Linked DNA regions of Mus musculus: region 2 is linked to region 1. The links are chromatin loops, found by intact Hi-C in ENCODE. Cell type or tissue: left cerebral cortex. All regions are shown on one strand.

Region 1 (8,000 bases):
AGGGCTCTCTCCAGAGGGAGTGGGAGCAGAATGGGAGGGGGAAGGGGTGGAGTCTTGGAACAAGTGAGGTATCCTGGGGACTTGCAGGGGACTGAGAGTTCAGTCAGGGCAGTTACCCAGAATTCTGATTGCTGTCAGGAGCAGTGTAACACCTGGGTTTTGGACAGAGGACCTCAGAGTCTCTCTGTGTAGGTGGCACGGGCTTTACATTGCATCTTGCCCTTCCCTCCCCCTTCTTCTGGAGCTGGGGTAGGGCACACAGATGCTGTGCATGGTGGGCTTGAGGCACAGACGAGGGTCCCTGAGTTCTGGAAACAGCCTTTACAGGCTACACAGACCTGCCCAAACTTTGTCCCACACAAAGACGTGCTTTTAGATCTGTTGGCCAGCCAGAAAATTTGCCCTCAGTCCAGGAGAGGACTTAAGATCCCTGTCTTCTTAGGCAATTGCTAGTAAACATCTTTGGGGTGGGGAGAGATAGGGCCAAGCTGCTTTTGAACTCCTGATCTTCTTGCCTCTTCCTCCCAATAAATAGTGGGATTACAGGCTCATGTTCAGGTACAACATACTTTTGGTAGGCAGGTCAGGAGCAAAAGCTGTGATGTCACCGATGGGATGCCCATATGTGTGAGCGAGCGTCCTGCAGCAGACATGGAGAGACAAAGGAAGGCAAGCTGGAGCTGGGACTCATTAGGTAAAGTTTTTGCTTAGCATGCACAAAGCCCTGGGTTCAATTCTCAGCTCCGCATAGAACAGAATGGTGGCACACACCTGTCATTCCAGCACTGGAAAAGCAGAGGCAGGGGGATAACTTCATGATTGTTTTCTAGGGCAGCCTGGGCTCCATGAGACCCTGTCTCAGTGAATGAATGAATGAATGAATGAATGAACTTGGGGGATGGTGGTGGTGCTTGCCTATGGAGTAAGTTCTAGGACAGCCAGGACTACACAGAGAAACCCTGTCTCAAAAAACAAATAGAGGGATTGGAGAGATGGCTCAGTGGTTAAGAGCACCTATTGCTTTTCCAGAGGTCCTGAGTTCAATTCCCAGCAACCACACGGTGGCTCACAACCATCTGTAATGGGATCTGATGCCCTCTTTCTGGTGTGCATTCATAAATAAAATTTAAAAATGAAAAAACAAACAAACAGACAAAAAAGATGAAAGCAAGAGGGAATAGGAACAGCCACAATGATGAATCCCTCAGATTCCATGAATCCAGGATGCACTTCTGCAGCTCAGGATGCTGAAATGAGGGAGCATCAGGAGTAGGTAGCTTCTCACCTTGATCTCTCTGTTGGAATCATAACCCAAGGGCCTCATGGAGACTCTCCAGAGACTGGCCCTGAGTCACAAACGGTGATGGTTGGATTCCCGAAGGAGCCACCCTTCTGAAGGATTCCACATCAGCGCCTGTAGAGCCAGACACATATCAGAGTGTCCTTGGGCACCATCACCTTCTGACCGATGGTGGGAAGCTCCGTCCCTTCCCCCAGTGAGATGTACCTGAGGTGGGGTGCTGGGGGCAACTCAGACGATCTGATTTGGGGTTGGTATGCCCCAACAAGCATGTCCAAGCCGTAACTCCCAGTACCCATACGTGGGTCTTTATTTGGAAGCAGGGTCTCTATATGTCATCAAGATGGAGTTATCCTGGGTCAGAGAGGGTAGTTTCCCCTGTGACTGGCATCTTCCAAGGACAGGGATGTTTAGACCTAGGCATAGAAAGGACGCACATGCCATGAGAAGTCAGGATGGAGATTGGGGAGTTAATGTGTGAGCCAAGGAAGGATGTCCAAAGACGAGTGGCCCCTGCAGAGACAAGAGGGGACCTTGACAAATCCCCACACACACCTCTATGAGGGACCAGCCATTCAGATGCTCAATGATTTCAGCCTCTGAACTATAATACAACTTATTCCTGCTGTTTTGAGCTACTTTATTTCTTGAAGATGATGGCAATCTCAAGAAATAATCCAGGACCTAGTGGGGGTACACCAATGCCCAGGGGGTGATCGACGGGTAAGGAGCAAAAGCTATGCTATGACTGATGACTGCTTATCACTGCAGCCATATCCAACCTTCCCATGTCCTTGTTTAGCCAGCATTGACACTATGAATCTGGACTGAGGCAGGTATGTTGGAGGGGACCCTAGGAAGTAGCCACACAAGAAAGGAGCCTGAAGGAAGCCACATCTCTCATCAGCGGAGACCATGCTGGCACATGTACTGCGTTAGGGTTCTCCAAAGAAATGAAGCCACAGAATATCACACAGCAGTAAAGGGTACATTCTTAGGTGTCCAAGTGTATTAGCTAACATCTATTAATCCAGCAATTACCACCTGTCTGTCAATCATCTATTATCCATCGATATCAGCCAATCAGCTGCTTGTTTAAGGAGAGATCCATCACAGGGTACTGGCTCAGGTATGTAGGGAAGATGGCTAATCCACTTCTCCAGGAGGCTCAGGCTGGAGTGAGGGCTTCTGACATTCCAGTTGGTGTTTCTCTACCCATGGGGAGAAGGGCATTTCCTCTCCTCAGTCTTGTAGCAGGGATTTAGAAAATGCCAAGGAAATTTGACCAAGGGTTCACCTTGGACACCAGAAGTGCTCAGCGAAGCTCCTCAATGACACAGTTGTGAGCAGGGCTACTTTCTAGGATCTCCTCCAAATAATGATTCGAAATTAGCGTGTACTGGGGTTAAAAGAAGGTGATCTGTAAGGTTATCATTTAGCAGCTCAGGGGCTTTTTTTCCAGAATGAACGGGTGTAGTCAATGGTCCAGTCTGACCGTTGGTTCCCAACTTCCTCTGTCTATTAAGTCGGCCTCTGCCTGGCTTCCTTAGGGCCACTTGACAGTCAATATATGTAGCTATCTTTGTGTACTGCGTGATAAGGCCAGACCTAGTCTAACAGGATTTAAAAATAGTAACGAGTAAATTTTTCAATTCAGCACTAGGGAAAGCTTCTTCCGGGTTGAGCAGCTTTGGTCGATAGACTCGGGCGTCGGTGATCAGTTTTGCATTGCCACTCTCTGGACCTCCACAGGGAAGCAAGATGGGAAACTGGCTGATGTGGGGCTCCTAGGGCAGGGTACCTCTCATATGTAACCAGGAAAATGGACAAAAAGTGAGGCTTGGGTCTGTCGGTGGTAAAGACACCGTAATTGCAGCAGTGGTTGGTTAGGGCTGGCTAGCGCTGCTCTGAAGGCAGCTGCCACCACAGAGAAGCTGGCCCTCAACAAACTTCACACTATTTTAATGCTTTGTTTGTGTCTGGAACAGAAATGTAGTCATTTAGCCAGAAGATGCTATTAAACGCAATCGATGGTGGTGATGGAAGCACCTGGAGAATGCAGAGAAGAGAGTCGAACCTGTGATCATTTTTTTGTTTTGTTTTTGTTTTTTGTTTTTAATTGACAGCATCGCATGGCTTCTAGCCTTGAGCAGTTACTGGATGAACGTGCGTGCCTGGCCCAGGGGAAAGGTCTCCTGGGACACTGCAAGCTTTATTTTAAACTGTCGAGGAGTGCCAGCCAGCAGGGAAAGCATAGGACCAGTGGCGGGAGTAAGTGGAAATATGTGTCGATTGACGGTGAGCCCTCACCTACTCCCCCCTTCCCCCAAGGCTCCTGTCACACATCCTTTGCGCTGGAAGAGGACGCCCAAGTTCTGGGCCTAAGCGTGGACAGCACGCTTTCCAGCGGACACCCACCCGAGGTTGCGATGTGCTCTTGATCGCTGGACACGTCACCGTCAATTTCACAAGGAGTCATGCAAGGCTTCTGGCTACTAAGGTCGTCCGCGCCCGCCGCCCCCCATCTCCGCTCCCGCCCCCCGCCTCCAGTGGCCTTGCAGCCAGCCGCTTAGCATCGCGCCCGCGTTCCCGACGCTCGTTCCTGCCCGAGTGAGACCCATCTGGTCACAGATCTAACGAGCATGTGCGTGCCATCCCCGCCGGCTGGCGAGGTGGCGAAGAGACGCCCGCGCCCCGCAGTCGGCGGGCTAGCTCAAGAGAGCATTCTGGGAAGCGCTTACTAATCGCGCGCCGCCCTACCCACAAAGGCGCGCAGCCCCGGGGCGCGCGGGCGGCGCAGGTGAGCGGGGGGCGCGCCAGCTGTCGTGCGCCGGGGCTGGCGCGGGGTGCGCGCGGGCGGCCGCCGCGTCTTTCTTCTCCGGTGATGTCATCGGGCGACGGCGGCCGCGGCCGGGGGGCGGCGGCGGGGGCGGTGCCGGGCGCCCGCAGGTTCCTGCGCCGCTAATGAAAAGGCACTTGACAGCGGGCCAGGGCGCGCGCGAGCCCGCGGAGCGGAGCGGGACCTGCTGGGCCGGCCGGGCCAATCGCCGGCGCGCGGCCGCCCATGGGCGCGGAGGCGGCGGGGGCGCGGGTGGCCGCGGCCCGGGCCGCTCCGAGGTGATCGCGCGCGGCGCCCCCTCTGTGCGCGCAGCCCGAGCCGCCGCAGCGATGAATTCTGCCGAGCAGACCGTTACGTGGCTCATCACCCTGGGCGTGCTGGAGTCGCCCAAGAAAACCATCTCGGACCCTGAGGTCTTCTTGCAGGCGTCGCTCAAGGACGGGGTGGTCCTATGCCGGCTGCTGGAGCGCCTGCTGCCCGGGACCATCGAGAAAGTAAGTGGCCATGGCACGGTCTTCGGGTGGGTCCCCGGCCCGGGCGGGCGGCGGGCGGCGGGGCGCGCGGGAGCACCTGGCGCGCGCCGGCTCGGGGCCCGCGCGCCCTCCTTTGTGCGCGGACCCGGCGGCGCGCAAGGCGCGGGGACCGGCGGCGGGAGTTCGGGGCGCCATTGTGTGCGGGGCGCCGGGAAGGGGACCCGCCCTGAGAGCACAGACAGCGGAGGGGGCCGCGGTGACGCTCGGGGCCGGCTCGGGGTCACGAGAAGGAGAGTTGGCTGTGCCGGCGGCGGTGGGGTTCTGCTCCACCCTAACGTGAAGTTGGGAGGTCGGCTTCGCCCCTCGCCGACACCGATCGGAAAACCTCGTCTCTGTGCCGCGCAGCTTTCTGCGATGGCTTTGTTTGAACGGTTTCGTCGCTGCCTTTGCAGTCTGACTCTTGCGTTGAATGGACCGGTGGCTGGGCATGTTTAAAGGATGCATCAAAAGCCAAGGGAGGGCCGAGCTGTGAAATGACTTACTGCCTTCCCCATCAAGGGATTCTTCACTCAGCCAAGCCTGCAGAACAGCGCACACAGGGTGCTGAAGCCCGATTTCTTTGGGGATGGGTCAGAATTTTTATCCTCACTGCCTGCTAGATTTGGAGCTGTCTGCCTGCTGCTGCTGGCTGCTGGCTCCCTGGCTCTGCAGTGTGAACCTTGACCACCGCTCTGGGTGACCAAAGTTTGTTTTCGTTTGTAAGCTCACAGAGCGGGCCGGGTCAGGGGTTGGGAGCACTTCTAAGAACAACCATGTTTTATAGGTCAAAAAATAATAAAGTCCTGTGTTCAAGATTATGCCAATACACAGTTTACAAGAAAACTTAAGATCCTTAGTAATTTAAAAGGTGTTAAGTACAGAAATGGAAGTGTCCCATAATTAGGAAGAAGTAACACTTCTTAATGGAGTACACACACACACACACACACACACACACACACATGCACATACACACAGACAGGCCCTAGGCAGGACACTCTGTTAATGCATATTAAGTGACCTGAAAAAGCAGAAATTCTAATTGTATTCATAAATTGGCATGCTGCAGTGTCAGAAAACATTTACCATGAGTTCCACATGCGTACCACAGGTTTTAGGTGTTTTCTTGAACATTGTATTGAAAACGACATGCATCTTAGAAGGACTAACTGATGTGGGAAACACTGTTTATAAGTGGGGCAGATCAATAAAGTTACAATTTTAAGATGCAACGACTGAAGAGAGCAGGGTGTGACTTGCCAGACACTGAGAAAACCCGGCTGTCCCCTGGCCATTGGTGATAATAAAAGACAGACGTCTGAGTGAGACACATGCTAAGGTTCTTAAAGATAACCCTGTTCTGTTTCTGAGGCAAAGCTGTAAAAAGATTCCTGTGCTATGTCAATGGACATGTTCCCATCCATGAACACGTCACGTGACATGTTTGCAGCGTTGATGTGGTCAGGCAAACTTCAAAAATTCATATTCTATTTTAAATTCTAGAAAGATCCCGTGAGGAAGTTGCAGCGCCTCTTTCATCTCTGACACAACACAGAGAGAGATGAATAAAAAGGGCTAGCCTCTGGCAGCTAGATTGGTCTCAAACATTCTGAAACTACAGTCGAGTGGAAATCTCTTGGGTCGGTGTTGTTTTAACTCTCTTTTTGAAGGCTGATGACCCTGTACAGATAGTCCCTGGCTCTTGAGTGAGGGGTATTTGTGGGGAGTAAACCATCAGCCACTGTCTGAAATTCTGGATTCCACGAGTTTGCATCTGCCATGAAGTCATCCGCACTTGGCAATGAATGCCTGCATGGAATCACATTTGTCTTGAAGCACATGTGTGGGGCAGCTTTTGCTTCCGTGCTGGAATGCCAGAGGGAGACCCTCTCTCCTTAAAAAGGAAATGCCTGGAAACAGAGCTGAACTTATGTGCGGCACGTGAAGGGTCTTAGCTGGACCCATTGCTACGTGGGCATGCTGACACTGGAGGGTTGTGAGCAGCGTAGGACTTCCCTTTCTCAAGTTCATGAGTTTAAAATGGAGTCCAGGCCTGGGAATGAGTGCCGAAGGAAGGCTTCCCATGTGTCTTTTATTAAGAGCACGTCCTGTTGTGTTTCACAACTGGGTTGGCTAGCGGGGACGGGACATTCCTTGAGCTCCAGCTCAGGCAAAGAAAATGGTGGGTTAGGGTCCCTTTCCTGAAGCCTCTGTGTTTACTTCTCTTTGGAGGCGAGAGGAGTGAGCTACAGACTGGTGGTAAGGGGTTCTGCTAACTGCTGCCTGCTGCCTGCCACGGCTCTTGGTTGCAGGAAAGAGGGAGGCTGGGATTGGCAAGTTTCCCCAGCTCTGGGGATCAAACTTTTGCCCTTTGATTGTTCTCTGAAGAGTCAGGCCTGAGCTGGTCCCATCCTGTTCCCTCCCTTTTCTGATCCCAAACCTGTCTTAGCCATCGGGTCCCTGAGCCTTGGCAGCACCATCCTTAGTAAACTCCTGCTTCAGACACTTCTAGGTTATTTTGTCCAAAGGAGGCACACCCTAGATGCAGGAATTTTAGAGGATAGAAAACCACCAAGCATAATCTGTGCTAAAATGCTGTTTTAATTTTACTCGTGGACGCAGTGTACAAAGTTGCTTAATTTCCCTAAAAGCCTCCAGGAACTTTGTTCCTACTGTGTGTCCCTGAATGGGTCAGGGAAGCTGTGTGCAGTCCACATGGCATTCTCTGTGGGAGAACTGGGGTCACCAGGATTTGGGAGTGTAACTGAAACCAGGGGTCCCTCCCCACCATATATGCATTTGTTTCGTGGTCTGGTGGCCAGAAATTCGTGACCAAGGTATGGCATGTGCTTCCTACATATGCTGGGACACTTGCCACTTGCCCAGGCCTTTCTCATACGCTCAGGGATCCCTAAGTTTGTGGAAGCACACCTGTGAAGCACACCTGTGTTATATGAAGTTCTCACTGTGGGCAAATCCGTTCTGTCCAAATCCACCGTACGTCCTCTACCTGGTATGAGGGCATCTCCCCAATTACCTCCCGAGTGACCATCACCAGGTAAAACCACATTCTGAGGTCCTGGGGGGCTGGGCCCCCCCATGTGTGAATTTTGTGGAGCGTAATCCAACCACAGCTGATCTCAATCAACTTTTAAGAACTTTCTTAACCTACTTGACATTGTGGGAGCCAACTTTTGGCATTTTTTAAAATTATCTAAAACAAATTTTAAATTTAAATATACTCTAATCATATTCTTTCTCTCCTCCAAGTCTTTCTAGATGCTCACCCCCAACTTTAAAATCTTTCTCTAAAAACAAAACAAACAACCAGCACGACAGCCTCAGTGCC
Region 2 (8,000 bases), 52 kb after region 1:
GCTTAGGTGCTGTTCACCTTCTGCAAAATGGCCTGTGGGTGCAGTTGCGTGGCTTCATGGGACTGTTCCTAACTGTTAGGATTTTCAGAACCCATCTGCTTCCCCCAGTAGTCCTCTAAAATCTGATGCCTACTGCTCACAGCCCCTCCCCCATTTAAAATCTTCCACTTCTCACTTTAGCGTGCTGTAGGAGGAAGGGGAGCAGTGTTTGCAGTGGGTCTTGAAACACTTGTCCAAGCCTGGCCATTGTCATTGCAGTGTTCTCACTGCCTTTTAGAGCTGTAGACGTTGTCACTTCCCTTAGGTTTAGCCTAAGCATTTGTCACAACTCTGTTCAGGTCCTGCTGTGGTTGGGTTCAGGTCTAGTGATGGGCAGGCAGTGCTTTGCCAAGTAGAGATAAGGGACGGATAGCGGCTGTAAGGGGCCTGTGTGACCTGTGTGACTGCACCGCCTCCTGGTATCTGCAGCATCGCACTCCCCTCCTTGGCTGGCAGTGTACTGTCGAGGGCAGAGTTCAGATGGCCTGAGTCAGAGCTCATTTCCCCACGTGTAAGATGGTTTGAACTGTAAGATCTAGCCTTTGCATGCACTGCTGTGACATTTACCCTCAGCAAGCTTATCTCCACTCTGTCGTGACTGGATGCTGTCACTGCCTAGCTGTGCTTTATGATGGTCTCTCCTAGGCCTGGGAAGGGTGCCTGGCCAGCAGTGTGACTGTGTTCTGACTGCCCTCCTGGAAATTACCAAAGATAATTGACTTTGTCCTTAAGAGTATGTTCCCTGCCATAGTGTTTGCATGTTGAGGAAGAGGATCCACAACGGAATAAGATTCAATTCTTATCTTAAAGGACAGTAGCTTGTTCAGGGTCATCTTAGGTGAGAGCGTTGTAATTGTTATGAAGCTCTGTCTTTATCCCTGAGGAGCAGTAGGTGGACGTAAGCTCAAAATCTGCAGGAGCCTGGAAGATGAGGAGCCAGGGCTGGATCTCACTGTCTGATCAGTGTGGACCATTTGCATTATACTTAAATAGCACCACTTACTTACCATTCATTGTCAGTCAGTCTTGTTCTGAAATCACAGATTCTGCCTGACAATATGGTAGGACAAAAGTATAATTTTAAACCTTGCAAGCAACACTCCAGAAATATCTGCCAAGACTTGTGTGTGTGTGTGTGTGTGTGTGTGTGAGAGAGAGAGAGAGAGAGAGAGAGAGAATGAATGAGTATAGCTTCCTCATAAACCTCTTGTGGCGGAACTGATTGATGTCAAGGTGTTGGGTCAGTCTGTCCTGTGAGAGGGTCTCCATTCCTATTGAGATGGCGGAGGAGAGACACCTTTCCCTGGCACTTCCTAGGTGTAGCCAGCCAGATAAGGATGCCTTTTAGTCATTTAGGTCTGAGTCACCCAGCTTGGTTTGTTTTTAGTTTAGTATCTCAGGGTGTATCGCATCAGTTGTGTGGTCAGGACATCAGCACGAGTGTCTGGATAGGCTCTGTCTGTGTGTCTGCGCTGTTGAGCCTTCTGGATTTTAAATTCTATGCGGTGTCTACATGTTGGTTCCTGTGGGCTCTCCTGCCTCTGTCTAGGTTGGCTTATATCTTGGTAGTCTTGAGGCACTGTTCTCCCTCAAGGAGCGTTCTCATGTCTGCTGATGTGGACGCCACTGATGACTCCTAATGCATGGCACACATGGCTTCCAAGGCTGGGCCCTGGCTTCCTTTACCTTTGCGGTGAGGACACAAGGAGTCCTGGTCTCCTCCCGCCAGCCTTGCAGTGCTGTTCCCTTGTGACCCACATTCCTGCAGCAAGCTGCTTCTGAACGCTGGCAGATACGACACTGCAGGGCTTTGCTCTTCACACTCTTGTGTGTAGAGCGTGGCTGTGGACACGTGCGCTTGCCCAGTTGCCCAGAGGTGACACTGTGGAGAGTGTAGTACAGGCCAGGGTAGAAGAGTTCACCTGGGTGTTTGTCCTCTTCTGCCTCACAGTCTGTCACCTACTGAAGGACGCAGTGGGGTCCTCTGGGAAGGAATGCTCCTCACAGCAAATTAGCATACATTAGGGTTTCCTTCCTTCCTCCCTCCCTCCCTCCCTCCCTCCCTCCCTCCCTCCCTCCCTCCCTCCCTCCCTTCTTTCTTCTGAGTCTCTGTGGAGCATTAGCTGCCAACACTGTATAAGTGCTGTGTTTTAGATTTGGGGTGGAAGGGACCCTTGTTGCTGAGGAGTGTGCCAGTACCTACTCAAAATCACCTTTATTTTGCGTCACAGCGTCCTGAGAGGAGGAGGTACTGTGTTAAAAGTGCTTTTGTTCTAGATGGTCTGATGTTTCTGGAAGTCCTGTTTGTTTGGAGTTGGAGGCCTCACCTTGCTGATGGACACTGCTTGTGGACAACTCCCCCACCCCTGTGCTTAAAGCAGAGGCTTCTCTGACCAGTTCTGCTGCCTGGAGCTAGTTGTCATTCTCCACAGCAGCTCCACTTGGGCCTGTCCGGTCTCATTTGAGGAACCGGGTCAGAGGCTTGTTGACCCTCCCCACAAGACACCTGGAACTCCATGTGATGGGTCCCAGCCCCAGTTAGGCCAGTGTTTGTGTGCCTGCAGGATGAAGACTAATCTGGGAACTGTAGTGAGGAAAAGTCTTACAGCTGCAGTAAGCCTGGGTTAGAGATGGAGGAGGTCAGAAAATTGTGTCCTGATAGGACAGTTCTGGGGTGGATCCGTTCTTAGCAACTGTGCCAGGTAGGTAGGCTTCTGTGTGTCCTCCTGTTGTTTTGATTGAGACAGTGTTACAGTTTGCTCAGAAGATCTGGGGCCGCATGTGAGCAGGCACCTTCATGCCAGCCCACAGGATCACCTTAATGGTGACAACTTATCAGGTAGACACTGGGCAGTTGATGCCACATTTTTCCTGTTTCATGCTCTTGTACACGAGCTAAGCCTGACACTGCATTTGGATACCATTACTAACCATAAAATAAGGAGTATGCCCAGGCAGAGCACTTGAGAGGTCTGGAAGAAGTTATGGCAGGAGGTGGCAGCTAGGTCAGATTGACTAGTCTAGAAGACTAGATAGACTATAGTCTTTGAAGATCTGGAAATGTGGTTAGTTTTGGCCTTGGATCCAGGGTCACAGGCTTCTACTAAACCTGGATAGATGGACCGTCATGGCAGGAGATGGGCAGGCAGATGTGCACTTCTGGTCTACATGGTGACGGTGGCCTACACCTTCCATGCACTGTGAAAGCCAGCCTCCCTGCAAGCCTGCGCTGTTAGCCCAGTGTGCATCCAGGCTGTGTGTTCTGTCCTGGACACCTCATGGCTCTGGGCGCAGTTTCTGTGTGTTACTGGCTGGTTTATGAAAGCTGTTTCAGGGAAGGTCCCGGGCCTCTCTCCTGGTTCCTTTGGCACAAATGCTCTCTGAACTAAAGGACTTTTGCTTTTTGTTGTTTAGATTGCTGTTTAGTGAAGTAGTCCTTTCTGCTCCTTGGAAAAGCAGTCCTGTCTGAATGCTCTTAGGCTTAGAGTATGCCTTCTGTTTTGTCTCTTCTTATTGTTGGGTTTCCTGAGGAGGAAGGTAGTGGTAGGCTCACTGAGTTCTGACGTCATGCTGAAGCCCATTGGCAGGCAGATGCAGCCAGTCAGGTCCTCCGTGGTATCTGGGTAGGAGAGCTATATAATCCTGGAATAACAGGAAGCTTCCCATATTTCACATCCTGTTGTTCTGGGGTTTGTGACTTGCTGCCTTGCCATAATGAAGGTTAGTGGACATTTGTGTGTGTGTTTCTTGGGGATTATGCCGTAGCTTGAGTCTTCCAGGCACAGGGTTAGAACTGAGAGCTGAAGGATAGACCATCGCTGCAGCAGTTTATAACTCAGGGGGCTTCACGTTTGCATGAGAAAACAGGCCTAGGCAGGACAGTCATTTTATTCTTTAAAAAGATATAACTTAACTCATATGGGACTCTTAAAAATCTGAACAGGGAGGGAGGTAAGCTTAGACAGAGTTCTCATTTGGACTGGCTTTCTGTTGGGCACAGGTGTTACAGCCCAGGAATCAAGACTGTAGTCATAAAGGTTCTGAGGGCTCAGCCTGGAGGCTCAGAGGGCTTCCTGACATATTACCGTTTGTGCTTTGGTTTGGTTCTTGGGAGCTTTCAGCAACATCCTTTTTAGAACAGTTTTGACCCTCAGCCTCTTTTTTGAGCTACATCTGACTCTCTGGATGAGTGCCCCACAGATCCACGGAGTCCTGGTCAGGTATGCATTAACTAGGCAGTGTGAAATGTGTGGTCTGGTCTGCTTCTTTGGGCTTTACGCTCTAGAGTGGAATGCACACATCAACACTGGCCACAAAGTTTTCCTTGTGATCAGTGTACTTGGGGGATTTCTGGAGCTCAGGAAGGCTCAGGCCTGCTCCTCTCCTTCAGGAAGGAAGATGAGTAAGGCTCAGCAGGAAGGGGAAGGGGGTAGGGTGTGGGAGGCAGGAAGGGGGCGGAGGAGGGAGTTCCTGGCACTGAGAAAGACTGCAGATGGAGGCGAGGAGGGCGAGGTACAGTGCCAGCCCATAGGTGTTCATCCCAGGCAGAGAACCAAGATGGTTCCAGTTTGCTTCAAGAGAGAAACAATACGGGATATATTTTGGCATCCAGGCTTTTCTTTCTATAATTTGTACCAGTGAGGTTTTTCTAGGATACAGTGTTGGAGGATTTGGTTATCAGAATGTCAGTGTTTTAGCATATCTGCAAGCATGCACATGCACACACACACACACACACACACACACACACACACACGCTCTCGAGCCTCCAAACAAAAGCCAGACGTGGTTAACCAGGTCATCTTTTGTATGTTCTCTCTCCTAGATTTAGGTTGGTGGTACATCCACATAACACACAAATGCACACACACTGGTACACATACACGTATGCTCACACACATTTGGTTTTCAGATGTCTTATAATCAGGCTAGCTCATGCATCTTCTCTTCCTGCCTTAAGCTTGTGGTGTGACTAACTCCGGGTCAGAGTGGGCTGCCTATAGCCTAGGTTCTTCAGAACTCTGCTCAGAGGCCCTACCCTGTCTCTCCTCTGGGATCCGCTTTATCTCCCACCCGTTGGCTGTCATCCTCTGTGCTTCCCTGTGTCTGCATGTCCTTGTGTGCAGTGGGGTGAATTTAGTTTACCTCCCTTCCATGCTGGAAGAGAGCATCCTTGGCATGTCCATGGGCTTTTATGGTCTAAGGAGAGAGGATTACAAGCTACCATGAGCCTTTCCTGGGTACCATTAACTGTTGGCTCCTGGCCCACATCCTGGCTTTCGCCTCACCTGGGTACTAAAGGGAGCCGAGTTAGGTTTGGTGCTCTTCCAAGGGCTTGATGCCCCATAAGGAGATCCTCACAAGGGACTTCCAATGGACTCCTTTCCCAGGGAGCCACTTGGAGGCTGTGCTGTCTCTTGGGTTTTTCAGACAATGCTGCTGACCATGTGAAACCACATATTGTCGGGAGTTTTGTTTATTCTGTGCTAGCATAAAACTCAGTACTAATTTTCTTGCTTTATTTTCTTCTTTCAGACTTTTGATGCAAATGATTTGTATCAGGGGCAGAACTTTAACAAGGTCCTCAGCTCCTTGGTGACACTAAATAAAGTGACAGCAGGTAAGACTCTTTAGGTGTCCTCCCATTGAGGATGTGAAGGCTCATGGCTTTGGTTTTCTGTCCTCAAGGTAAAATGAGCCTTTGTTCATTTGTTCATTTGGCATTTCACCTTCCGCTGATGGTGGTCTGTGAGTGCTGGGGCAGCACTTCCTGGTGCAGGGAGCCTTCACTCCTCAGCTGCCCTTTCCCTGAGCCCTGCATCTCCTGCCTCCTGACTTTACAGCAGGAGTGGGGGCTGTTGGTTCAGAACACTGGGCTGTGCCACTGCTGGGGTGTGGCTGTGTCTTCACTGGTACACGGTTAAGATTCAGAGCATGTGGTACTTTCACACTCCTTACCACTCACAATGTTGGTGTCTTAGTCAGGGTTTCTATTCCTGCACAAACATCATGACCAAGAAGCAAGTTGGGGAGGAAAGGGTTTATTCAGCTTACACTTCCATACTGCTGTTCATCACCAAGGAAGTCAGGACTGGAACTCAAGCAGGTCAGGAAGCAGGAGCTGATGCAGAGGCCATGGGGGGATGTGACTTACTGGCTTGCTTCCCCTGGCTTGCTCAGCCTGCTCTCTTATAGAACCCAGGACTACCAGCCCAGAGATGGTCCCACCCACAATGAGCCCTCCCTCCCCTTGACCACCAATTGAGTAAATGCCTTTCAGCTGGATCTCATGGAGGCATTTCCTCACCTGAAGCTTCTTTCTCTGTGATGACTCCAGCTGTGTCAAGTTGACACACAAAACCAGCCAGTACAGTTGGTTTCCAAGTCCCTTGTTTAGTGTGGCCTTGAGTCCCACAATGATTTTTGGTCAGCGGTGGGCTGTGCTGTGGTGCATGCCTGGGTAGCCTCTGCCAGCTACTTCTGTGTGTGCTGTCTTCAGACATGACTGGCTTATATGACATGTGGCTGTTCATCCCTGCCTCCACGGTGTGGCTTGTGTGGCGTGTGGTCTTGGAGAAGGGCATGTGTGCTGTGTGCTGGAGACTTAAGTGCCTGGCAGTTCCTCGTTGAGCAGTTCCTGTTGTTCCAGACATCTATAGACTGGCGTGAATGACATTAGAGAACCAGTAAGTCAGTCGTCTGCAGACTGCTCCTGGAGAGGTAATTGGGGGATGACCGCGTCATTTACGGAGCAGAAGAATCTGCTCTTTGTTAGTGTGAATGGCCTGCTTTGTTGTGGACTTCTGGTGTGTCCCTCCACACTGGCCCGGTTTTAGACCCAGTGTGTGTTGAAGGCACATGGTATCAGGCCTTCAGCACTTCTTGTGTGTGTTCCACCTTTTCAGACATTGGACTAGGAAGTGATTCTGTGTGTGCTCGGCCTTCGTCCCATCGGATAAAGTCTTTTGATTCCCTGGGATCCCAGTCTTCACACAGTAGGACTTCAAAATTGCTTCAGAGCCAGTACCGAAGCTTGGTAAGTAAGATGTTTTATTTTTTGATTCAAAGACATTTTGGGCACAAGGGTCTGCAAAAGTGCTTGGGAGGATCCGTGAGCCCATGCAGACGGGATGTGGGACACCTTGGGCTCCTGGCGTTGCTGGGTGGCTCCTGCTGTGTGTGGTGGCATGTGCTTTTCACTGGACTCCACAGATACTGAGCCAAGTGCTCTTGGACACTTGCTTATCTGGGTTTATCCTGAAGGCTGCAGCTGCTTCTCTAGAGAGGTGAATGCTTTGACATCCAGCCCTCAGGTAATCGCTCGCTGTGCACATGAATTTGAGAATAAACATCACCTTTATGCATAAACCTGGCTCCACAGAGAGAGCATGATTCAGGAGCCTGCTGCCAGGAGAACAGGGCAGGCCCCAGGTTGTGGGGCAGGCACTACAGTGAGGATGCACAGCACTCAGAGGCGCTCAGGGCTGTGTTCAGCTGTATCCTTACGCCTCTTTTTGTTTTTTACATCCCTCTGAAGCCACCCAAACTCAATCTCGTGAACTCCTTAAGATCCCATTAGCAGACCCCACAACTTCCTTTTTGAGTTACGTTAGAGCACATGGGAAACCGTGTCCTGTTAAGCCTTTGGAAGGACTTGCTCATTTGACTCATAGCAGGAGTGCTTCCAGTTTCTCTGAGACTCTTGGGGAATCGGGACTGCCATCCATCCCACTGGCTGGAAAGATTGCGTGGTGGGGGCACCTGCTAAGCCGTGCAACTCCCTTAGAGCAGAAGACTGAAGTCAGCTCTTTCTCTGCCTAAAGCCTGCTTCCTAAGCCTTCCTCAGTCAGCTCTGGCTGCCCTGGACTGAGAATGTGTGTGTGGGGGAGGAGGTTGCAGCCTCTGTCCTGGTGCTGTTGGGGGGATGGCAGCCCTTGTTCCCCAAGAGGAAATGTGAAACT

What was found. Hi-C counts contacts between places; a loop is a spot of excess contacts. Peaks named below come from ENCODE experiments on the same cell type or tissue, not always from the same donor. Only the 100,000 strongest peaks of a DNase experiment are listed, where the experiment ranks them.
Region 2: it touches region 1 in a loop (2.4-fold over the local background); 3 of 42 quality-filtered maps call a loop at or near these places.

What each region holds. Positions count from the first base shown.
Region 1 is chr8:11,723,784-11,731,783 of GRCm38, forward strand. Arhgef7 (Rho guanine nucleotide exchange factor (GEF7)) reads left to right here and starts at 4,275. Exons shown (of 22, transcript NM_001372321.1): 1 at 4,275-4,633. The coding sequence starts at 4,469. In left cerebral cortex, no CTCF peak of the experiment used is centred here; DNase peaks (open chromatin) are centred at 4,017, 4,467, 4,934, 6,226 and 1 more place; H3K4me3 peaks cover 2,299 bases; H3K27ac peaks cover 1,660 bases.
Region 2 is chr8:11,775,581-11,783,580 of GRCm38, forward strand. It overlaps Arhgef7 (Rho guanine nucleotide exchange factor (GEF7)), which reads left to right. Exons shown (of 22, transcript NM_001372321.1): 3 at 5,575-5,659; 4 at 6,945-7,075. Among named protein-coding and RNA genes, the nearest start is that of Arhgef7, 52 kb to the left of the region's middle. In left cerebral cortex, no CTCF peak of the experiment used is centred here; DNase peaks (open chromatin) are centred at 51, 1,092, 1,413, 1,757 and 5 more places; H3K4me3 peaks cover 604 bases; H3K27ac peaks cover 2,760 bases.